2 separate regions of the Homo sapiens genome follow, and region 2 is linked to region 1. A link is a contact called in ENCODE Hi-C or POLR2A ChIA-PET data. All regions are on one chromosome and are shown on one strand. The core of a region is the stretch at or near the end of the contact, and the rest is flanking DNA. Distances in the headings are between cores, read along the strand shown.

Region 1 (4,711 bases), core at 1,444-3,943:
CGTGCGGGGGCCGGGCATCGGGGCTGCAGAGGCAGGAGCAGAGGGCGGGCAGGGCGGCCAGGACACAGGCAGGGCACATGGACAGCCTCCAGGGGTGCATACAGCTGTCCTTCCACACGGAAGCGCAGCTCCAGAGAGTAGATGGGCTCCAGCGCCTCCGGCTGGAGCTTCAACACTGGGAGTGGGCCCTTGACCCGATGGGACCCCAGGCTCAGCCGTACCAGGGCCGGTGCCTCCTGCACCATCAGTGCTGCCACAAAGCCCTGGTTCTCGGCCACCAGTGAAGAGGCCAGTGCAGGTGCGGCAAGCGAGGGGCCCAGGGCCACCCCCAACTTGGGTGCTGCCAGGTGTGCCAGCAGGATGTAGTAGAGGCGGGCGTGGTCACGCCCATCAGGGTCCTCCAGCTGCCTGGCCAGCACCTGCAGCAAGTCGACCAGGCCGCCCCTCACCCCTGCCCGCAGCAGCGCCCGGCAGACCCGCAGCAGGCCCTGCTGTAGGTCCCAGTTCGTGCAGTGGGCAGCCGCGGCCTGTAGAAAGTTGAGGGTAGCACTCTGGGCATCTCCATCTGCCACCTTTGCCAGCATTTGCAGGTGCCAGCAAAGAGCTTCATCCCTGCCCGGCCTGGACACCACCACCTGCCGCAACACCACCTTCAGGGGCTCCCTCAGCTCAGAGTCCACCTGATCCAAGAGGTCCACAAAGTGGGGAGCCAGCATGGGCCGGGCTTGGTACAGCTGGGCCAGTCCGTGGATCAAGGGGGTCAGCACCGTAGGTTGCCCAGCCAGGCAGCAGGCCACCAGATACGAGGCCTGGAAGCAGAGAGTGGCCAAGGCCCGGGGGCCCCCATCCAGGGCTGCCCGCTGCCGCAAGCCAGCCAGCAGCTCTTCCAGGTAGTGCCGTGGGCTTGGAAGCTGGCCTTTCTCCTCTTCTTCCTCCTCGGCACAGAGCAGGCACAGTAAATGCAGGCGGGCCAGGAGGGCCATTGGGTCATGCAGGAGACTGGGCAGGAGACCACGGCATAGCTGGGGCCCTAGCAGCAGTGGGGCAGCCTCCTCACCTTCAGGGCCCAGCGGCCAGTTCTCAGGGAAGCTCAGGACGCAGTGAAGGTAAAAGAGATGGGTGGGCGGAGGCAGAGCAGGGTGCTGGGCAGCCAAGGTGAGCCGGCGGAGCAGCAACGCTTCATCCTGGGCTGTGAACAAGGCCTCACCAAAGGCCGCCTTGAGCGCAAGCATGGCGTGCAACAGTGTCAGCTGTGCTGTGCCTAGCAGCCGTACCAGCTGCGGCTTGAAGAGTGCCGGTGGCTGTCCCTGCAGACCCCGCAGGGCCCAGCCCAGCAGCCACAGGAGCTGGGCCTGGGCCACAGGAGTGAGCAGATAGGAGGTGTCCAGAAGCTGGATCACCGCAGCCCGCAGCTCCCGCGCCTCCTCAGGGCTGTGCTCTCGTGCTGTAAGGCTACGCTCCCCCTCTCCCTCCTCAGCTGCCGGCCAGCTGGGTGCCTGGGGCTGAAGGCGTCCATCGCCCTCCTCCACTAGTGTCCAATCCCAGGGACCACCCCCAGTTGGGGAGACCTTATCCGTGAGCAGTCCCCCCAGGCCAGCCCCAACCCGGGACTGGAGCACCAAGGTGTTGCGCAAAGCGAGGGCCAGCAACAGGCTGAGTGGCTGGACAGGGCCTTCCTGCCCCAGCAGGCCCCGCAGCAACCCCAGGGAGCCCCCCAGCAGCCCGGGCTTGCAGCTCTCTAGCTCTCGCAGGCACTCGCAGGCCGTGGCCTGCAAGGGGCGCTGTTCCGAGGCGGGGACAAAGCCTCGCCCCAGATCGCTACCCGCGGCCAGGCCGAGCAGTAGGGGCAGGAGCCGGCAGGAGGCGCCCGAGGTGGGGCCCAGCGCGCCGCCCGCCGCCAGGGCAGTGGTGGCCGCCAGCAGCAGTGGCCGACGGAGAGCTGAGGGCCGCGGGGGTAGGAGGACCAAGGTGTCCAACAGGGAGGTGGCGGCCACTTCGGCCGCAGAGGCGTCGGGCCACAGCTGCGCAGGGTACTCCATGCTCAGGGCCAGCAGGGAAACCTGGATGGGGGATTAGGAGGGAATCACGAAGATGAGGTTCATGACGCGGCGGGCTGGGGTGACCCTGCGGAACGGCGCAGGGGACGCGTGGGGGCCTACCTTGGTCTGTTCGCTCAGCTTCTCACTTCTCAGGTCGCTCAGCAGGTCGCGACCCAAATCCTCCCCCTCGGGACCTGCCATGAAGGCAGACGGGCTGGCCCGGAAGGCCCCCAAGCGCTGGGCCCAGGCGTCCCGGCTCAGGGGCCCCATGGTGAGGCGCGCGGGCCCCTGCGCAGGGAAGAGGGACCCTCAGGCCGCAGCCACCGGGAGCGCGGGGCCCGCTGCCGACCCCGAGGGGCTGCGGTCACCCCCAGACGCCGCGCAGATGCCGGCGGGACCCGCGCCCGGCTCCCACGGTGAGACCAGGGCTCTCGGGGCCGACGCCAGAGCTGGGCGCCGGGGCCCTCGCGGGACAGGACAGGAGCAGGGCGGGGGAGGGTGCGTGCCGAGAGCTCGTTAGGCCGCCTCCCTCCCGCCCGCGGCCCGCACCGAAACCACAGCGCCACCCCGGCCCCCGGCGCCGGCGGTAACGGGCCGCGCTCGCCGCCTGACTCAGCCGCCGCGGGCACTCAGGCCGGCCGGCTCCTTCCGGGCTGGCGGCGCGGGGCGGGGCGCGGCGCGGGGGCGGCCGAGTCCGGGCGGGGAGGGGCGGGGCGTAACGGGGCCACCGCCTCCCGCAGGTGTCGACTCGCAGGTTTCGCGGGGGCTGACTAACTGTCCCGCCGCGCAGGCCCCCTTCCCCGAAACCGCCGCAGGCCGGGGCAGGAAAGGCGGAGGGGAGTGGGTAGGGGTGGCGGAGCGGGGTGGGCCTGGGCCCCAGATGCCGGGTACCGCGGCGCAGGGCTGCGATCCCGCGGCCCTCGGCGGACAGCGGCCCGGTCCCACCAGCGCCCGCCAAGCCGCGCAGGGCGGCAGCCAGCGCGCCCCCCGCCGGCGCCCGGGCACACCGCACCCTGCGCCAGACGCGCGGCCCCGGGGGGCGTGGGTGCGGGTCCTGGGGCTCCCGGAGTGGCCCCTGGGGGTGACCAAGGTGCGGTCGCAGGGCGCCCGCAGGAAAAGCGCCCCAGCTGAACCGGTCCGGCGGGCGCCGCAGGGCTTGGCTTCGCTTCCCTGACGCCTGCCCGGGCCCCCAGCCCGCTCGGCTTGGGGGCGAGGAGCCGGCGCCGCGGTTGCGGCCAGCCAGGAGCTTCTGACCTTTGTTTGCCCGAGGCCGCGCTGGCGGCCCGCAGGGGTCGTGACGGCGAGGGCGGGGCAGGGCCCTAAGTCGAAAACAACGGGATCCATACTCGGGAAGTGCGGGCTGTCAGGGCCTGGCCGGTCACGGGGCTCGAGGCATGCCTAGCGATGGGGAAAACAGGCCCAGGAGGAGGGCGGCCTTGCCAACCGAGATCTGGGGCCAAGCCGGGCCGGAACCCAGCACTCCAGACTTCAGTGGGCTGGATTCTGGCTGTTTGGGGGCATTCGGGGGTCTGGGCGGCGGTCTCTCCCAGGCCAGAGGCCCAGGTTGCAGGTGCCCCACAGACCACCGGTTTCCAGGGCACAGAACCGCCGGCGCCCAAACCTCACCACCCCTCTGGCTCCAATTAGCCGCTTTGAAGATGAAACAGGCCTGAGCCCCCATGCAAGCCAGTGCCAGCTGGCCTCTCCCTACCCCATCCTGCTCCAGATGGGAGGTGGTGGAGAGTTGAGGGGTGGAGAGTGCCAAAAAGGAGGCTGTCTGGGTGCCCTTGGGGATGGAGAGATAGAGACCCACTCGGAGGGACAGGTCCAGCCAGAAGGCCCGGTCCCGGCTCCTCTAGGCCCTGGCTCCACAGTTGACTCACAGGCAGCAGCCCCAAACTACTTCCCTCTAGGTGCCTCAGTTTCCCCATCTATAAAATGGGAGTGATAACTCCCACCCAAGAGGCTGTGGGGTGAGGCAGCCTGGCTAATTAAACCCAAGATGAAAGAGGCAGGATGAGAGCAGCCCTGGGGAGGGGAGGCAGCCTGCAGTAGGAGCCAGTCTGGTTTCTCTGTCTGAGCCCAGAGGGTGCTGGTAACTGCACATCCCCGGCCCTCACCACCCTCACGGTGAGGCAGGAATGATCATTAAACTTCTTGCAGAGTTGAGAAGACAGGTTTCCAAGGATCAGGGGGCCTGACACTGGCTCTGGCCCCGGCTCAGCCTCTGACAGCGTGGCCTCTGCACACCTCCTGCCTGAGTCTTGACTCCTTGAGGCTGAGGGTCTGGAGGGAGGGAACCCACTTGTGGTCTCCAATACTGCAGTGGACGAATCCGCATGGACTTACTGAGGCTCACAGCAACCCCAGGTACCGAGAGTGGGTATCAGATGAGGAAAGGGAAGCCCACAGAGGTACGGTCTCTCAGTCACAGAGCCCCTCAGAGGTGGAGCCTCGACTTCCACAAACAGCCCCTTGTTGCATCTGACCTGGTCCTCCCCCCACACCAGGTACCCTCGGCCCTCTTGGGTGTCCAGGTCCCTGGATGGGCCCTGTTCTCACCTGTCTGCTCCCCTATTGGCGGGTGGTGCTGGCTCTGTCCCTGGCAAGGCCAGGCATGGAGCTGAGCTCAGACTGTCACCGGACTCACCCGGGACAGCAACATCCCAGTC
Region 2 (4,711 bases), core at 904-3,403, 240 kb before region 1:
AGGCACGATCTGATTTATCAGTTTCTAGGAAACACCCTCTGGGAGGAAGGCAGGCAGCGCCCGCCGGAGACCTTACAACCGCCCGCTAACCGGGGAGGGGGGCCGGTAGGGGCGCCTCGGGTCTCAAGGCGCCGGGAGGGTCTGCGGGCCCTGAAGGTCCCTGGGTCCGAGCCACAAGTCGGGGCAGAAGTGAGGCCGAGCTCGCGGAAATCCCTCAGTGATCACCGAGGTCTGGGCCGAGGGCGGCGTCGGCGGCGTCAGCGGCGGCGCTGGGGAACGCAGGCCCCGTGCGGGCGGCTGCGCGCGAAGCCGGCTTTGCAGACGCAGCGGAAGGAGCCGCTGGTGTTCACGCAGCGCTCGCTCTTGCACAGCAGCCCGCGCTGGTTCAGCTCTCGGCACTCGTCGATATCTGAAGGTGAGGGCGACAGGTGCGGCTTCGCTGAGCCTCCAGGCGGCTCCTCACCACCGGCCCCGCCCCTGCCCCCACCCCCGAAGCCCGGCTCACCCACGCAGCGGGCGCGGGAGGCGTCGAGCTGGAAGCCGCCGGGACACTCGCACACGGCGCCGCCCGGCCGCGGCACGCAGCGGCCACTCACGCAGCGACACTCGTCTGAATCCTCCTCTGAACTGTCCTCATCTGCGTGGCCCGGAACAATATGGACTTCAACACTGAGCCCCGGCCAAAGGCTACCAACCCCGCCACCGCCCGACCCGGCAGCACTCACCTCTTGGGGGCTTCCCCAACAGCAGGGGGCTTGTGTCCCAGAAGGAATTGCTCTCGCTCTGCGATGTCGGGCAATGGGACCCTGGGAGGAGCAGAACTGGTCAGCGACGTCCGGGTCCCCGGGCCCTGGCCCCCATCCTCGCTCCCGGCCAACTCCTCCCCGACTGCCTTACCCGCGCCGCGCGGCGGGCACGGTCGGCATTGGGCGCCCCAGCCGCGGCCCTGGCGGCAGCAGCAGTCGTCGAAGGTGAGGGCAGGCCCGGCCAGGGGGCCAGCGCACATGCCGTCCTCTCCGCGCTGGCTCCAGCACACGTCGCGCCGCTCCGGGGCACGCTCTGCGGAAGACACCTGGCATCAGGGGAGGGGCCCAAGGCAGGAACCGCCCGCCTCCGCCCCACCCCACCTGCGCGGGGGCCACGTGACGGACAGGGCCCCGGGATCGGCCAAGGCCAACCCTCGCCCTCACCGGCCGGGCTCTCGGGGAGCTGGCAATCGCGGCCGGAGGGCCCGGGCACCCAGGGCGGGCGACACTCGCAGCGGTAGGAGCCCGGCAGGTTGACGCAGCGGCCAGGGCGGCAGGCTGCCGGGTCCTGGCACTCGTCCACGTCTACGAACAGCGAGGGGGTGGGTGGGGGCCGTCACAGCTCGGCCCGGGCCCCGCCCCTCCCGCGTACCCCACTCCCCGGCCCGGGCCTCACCCATCTCTTCCGGGCTCAGGCACTGGCGCTGCGCGGGACTGTACTCGGCAGGGGGCGTGCAGGCACAGCGGTAGCCGCCGCGCGTGTTCTCACACACTCCGTTCCGGCAGTTGGACTCGTCCAGGCACTCGTCCACGTCTGCAGGGAGGAAAAGCGTGGGTAGCAGGGGCAGGCCCGGGATGGGCGCGGTGGCGCGTGTCTCCCTGCCGCTTCCCCACGGCCGCCGGGGGGCGGAGCTCACCCACGCATTCCAGCAGGTTCCCGTCGTAGTAGAAGCCCTGCTTGCAGTAGCACTCGTAGCCAGGCTGCGTGTTCACGCACTTGCCCTCCTTGCAAATCTCCGACCCGAACAACATGCACTCGTCGATGTCTGCGGGGTGACAAACACTGGCCGCTCCGGTCCCGCAGCTGCAGCCCGGAGGCGTGGGCTGGGCGCACCACCGGAGCGAAGCCATCCCCGGGCGGGGCCTACAGGAGGGGCGGGGCCTACAGGGCGGGGCCTGCGAGGAAGGTGCGGGCGGGGCTTACCCGGCGCGGGCAGCTGACCCAGCGAGTCCCGGCGGGATCCGGGCGAGCCCAACCCGGGGTGAGAGGGCGCGGGGCGGGCGGAGCCGCAGGGCGCTTACCACGGTGGGCTGGGATGCCGTAGTTGACGATGTTGTTGTCCTGGGTGTAGCCCTTTCCGTCTGGGCAGAGGCTGTGGAACTCGGCTGCAGGGGCAGGGCGGCCGTGGGGAGGGAAGAGGCAGGACTGAGCGCGCGCGTGGGCTTAGGGCTGCAGCCCGCCGCCTATTTCCCAACTGCCAGGGGGCGCCATTTCCCACATTTGGCTTCCAGATGAAGAAACTGAAGATCTGGGAAGGGGCCTGCCCGGCTCCTGACCTGAGCTGTAGACTGGGCAGGGGTAGATTTCGCAGTGGTCGCCCCAGCCGGCCCCCAGAGAGCAGCAGCACTCCTGCTGGGTCACGTTGGTGGCCAATACGCTGTCGCAGAACACTGTGTCATCGAAGTTCAGGTAGCACTCCTTCTTGTGGTGGGGCTGCTCCACCTCTGAGGGGCAGACGGCAGCTCAGGGTTGTGCACAGACCCCCCTTGGCCCTGTCCACCCTGCCCACCCACCACAGGTCTTTCCCCCCACATTCCCTGGCTCCCCTTAGCCTCCTCCTGAGAGTTGGCTCTGTTCTCAACGTGGTGTTCTGGACCCTTCATCGTCTGGCCCCACCAGACTCCCCCAGCCAAAAGAGATTTCTTCCGGTTCCCCAAATTTAGGAGGGTGGGGCCAGGACACATCTCTGAATCCCAGCTGCAGCTCAGGGGAGTTGTCCAGTCCGAGGGAGGAGCTGGGAGGACACTCACCCTCACAACCGTGCTGGTCCTGGGTGGGAGTGAAGCCCTCATCGCAGACACACACATAGGAGCCCTGAAGGTTCTTGCAGGCCCCATGGGGAAGGCACAGGCTCGGGTCCTGGCTGCACTCATCTATGTCTGCGGGGCAAGAGTAGCGCAGCTGGAAACCCAGCCCCTCTTTCCCTGGGGCTGCACCTCAAGGGCCTCACACAAGTTCAGAACCTGAATTTCCACTTTGGTTTCAAAGTATGTACAGCAGGAAGTCTGCTGTGTCTGTGCATGTGTCTGAATGTGCATGTGGACATTAGCTGCTGTCCTTCATAACACCTTCAGTGGCTCCCACTAACCTTACAAAACCTAAAAGTATCAGAAGCCCAAATGGAAAGGCCTCAAATGCAATTGAGCTTCCGATACCTTTAGGTCTCATCACGCCTTACTCTAGACCACCCTCCACTCCCCAACTCTGTGCTCAGGGCACCCTCCCCTCCTCTGTAAACACAACTAGCTCCTTCCAGATCTCTATGCTTTGCAATTACTGCTCTTTGGTCCTGGAATGACTTCTCGTGCCTTGCCTTTCCCATGCCTAGGGAACTCCTACTTACGTTTCAGTCCAGTTCAACATTCACCTCCCCATTGCAATTAATCATTAGTCTATACCTTTCTTGGCACCCAGGACCCTGAACTGTCAGAATCAGTTTACATGTTGGCCTCCCCTAGCTGGGAGCCCTGGGTGATTGTTGATTACCTAGTACAAAGCACAGAACCTGGAAAATAGTAGGTGCTCAATAAACTTTTTTTTTTTTTTTTTTTTTTTTTGAGATGGAATCTCACTCTCTGCCCAGGCTGGAGTACAGTGGCGTGATCTCGGCTCACTGCAACCTCCGCTTCCCATCTTCAAACGATTCTTCTGCCTCAGCCTCCCGAGTAGCTGGGACTACAGGCGTGCGCCATCACGCCCGGCTAATTTTTGTATTTTTAGTAGAGATGGGGTTTCACCATATTGGCCAGGCTGGTCTTGAACTCCTAACCTCATGATCCGCCCGCCTCAGCCTCCCAAAGTGCTGGGATTACAGGCATGAGCCACCGCCCCCAGCCTGAGCCACTGCACTCAGCCTAAACTTTTGTTGGATGAATGCATGTGTATGGGTGAGTTGATGGGGAAGACCAATACATTAATATCTGTAAAGAGCTTAACAGAGTGCCTGGCACATAGTAAGCACCACGATAGCACTAACTGTCATGTTTACTGTGATCATTGTTATTCTAGGTGAAAGACTGGAAGGCTGAGCAGATGGATGGGTGGGTGAGTGGAAGGATGAATGGAAGGATGGATGGATAGAAGGATGGATGGATGGATGGATGGATGGATGGATGGATGGATGGATAGATGGATGGATGGATGGATGAAGGATGGTTGGATGGGTGGATGGATGGATGGAGAAAGGCCACAGTGTGTCTAGGGAATTACTGCTCCCTGCCACATCCCTCAGGAACCCTCAGCCAGTCCCCCATACCTTGGCATTTCCTGCCACCCACCAGCCGATGCCCCTGGGGGCAAAGACATCTGTAGGAGCCATTGGTATTGATGCAGTCACCCCCAATGCAGGCTGCAGGGAAGTCACACTCATCAATGTCTGTAGGGGATGGAAGGGGTGGAGAATCTCAGGGGCTGATCACCAACCCCAGCCTGAGGCAGCCAAAGCTTTCTCCCAGAGCCCTGGGTCAGTCCCACGCCCCTATGCCCCAACTGAGATCTGGATTAGGACTGGACCCTGGGGGGTGGGGGTCCTGGGGTAGGGAGGGACAGGTCAGCACCCCAGCTCTAAGATCCCTCACCCTCGCAGTGGCTCCGGTCCCTGGACAGATGGTAGCCAGAGAGGCACTGACACTGGAAAGATCCTGGCGTGTTGCTGCAGATGCCATTGTCACACACGTCCCCAGCC

The links. Hi-C counts contacts between places; a loop is a spot of excess contacts on that map. ChIA-PET counts read pairs that join two places held with the same protein, here RNA polymerase II (POLR2A). Pooled maps may share reads with other maps.
Region 2: a loop to region 1 is called in a map of CD8-positive, alpha-beta T cell, with 2.8 times the contacts of the local background. The contact joins the enhancer-like site here to the promoter of AP5B1 in region 1. A Hi-C loop is called at or near these places in 1 of 168 maps with a recorded cell type or tissue (CD8-positive, alpha-beta T cell), 3 of 37 single-sample maps with no recorded cell type and 5 of 50 pooled maps. POLR2A ChIA-PET finds 5 or more read pairs at or near these places in 4 of 52 experiments (HCT116, activated B cell, activated T-cell and 1 more).

The regions. Positions count from the first base shown.
Region 1 is chr11:65,778,283-65,782,993 of GRCh38, forward strand. AP5B1 (adaptor related protein complex 5 subunit beta 1) reads right to left here and starts at 2,694. Exons shown (of 2, transcript NM_138368.5): 1 at 2,160-2,694; 2 at 1-2,060. The coding sequence starts at 2,309. RefSeq lists silencers at 1,768-2,037, 2,188-2,367, 2,408-3,147 and enhancers at 1,776-2,678, 3,408-4,065.
Region 2 is chr11:65,538,823-65,543,533 of GRCh38, forward strand. It overlaps LTBP3 (latent transforming growth factor beta binding protein 3), which reads right to left. Exons shown (of 28, transcript NM_001130144.3): 17 at 4,605-4,711; 18 at 4,283-4,402; 19 at 2,778-2,906; 20 at 2,304-2,471; 21 at 2,049-2,132; 22 at 1,664-1,792; 23 at 1,423-1,560; 24 at 1,191-1,331; 25 at 898-1,059; 26 at 726-806; 27 at 506-637; 28 at 1-409. The coding sequence ends at 258. Among named protein-coding and RNA genes, the nearest start is that of SCYL1, 16 kb to the left of the region's middle. RefSeq lists enhancers at 1-190, 1,796-2,090, 2,307-2,356 and silencers at 1,047-1,246, 1,297-2,056. Within about 2 kb of position 2,154, at least 37 of the 41 ENCODE cell types and tissues checked have a DNase peak (open chromatin) inside an H3K27ac peak, as active enhancers do; they include CD8-positive, alpha-beta T cell and HCT116, where a contact is called at or near this core.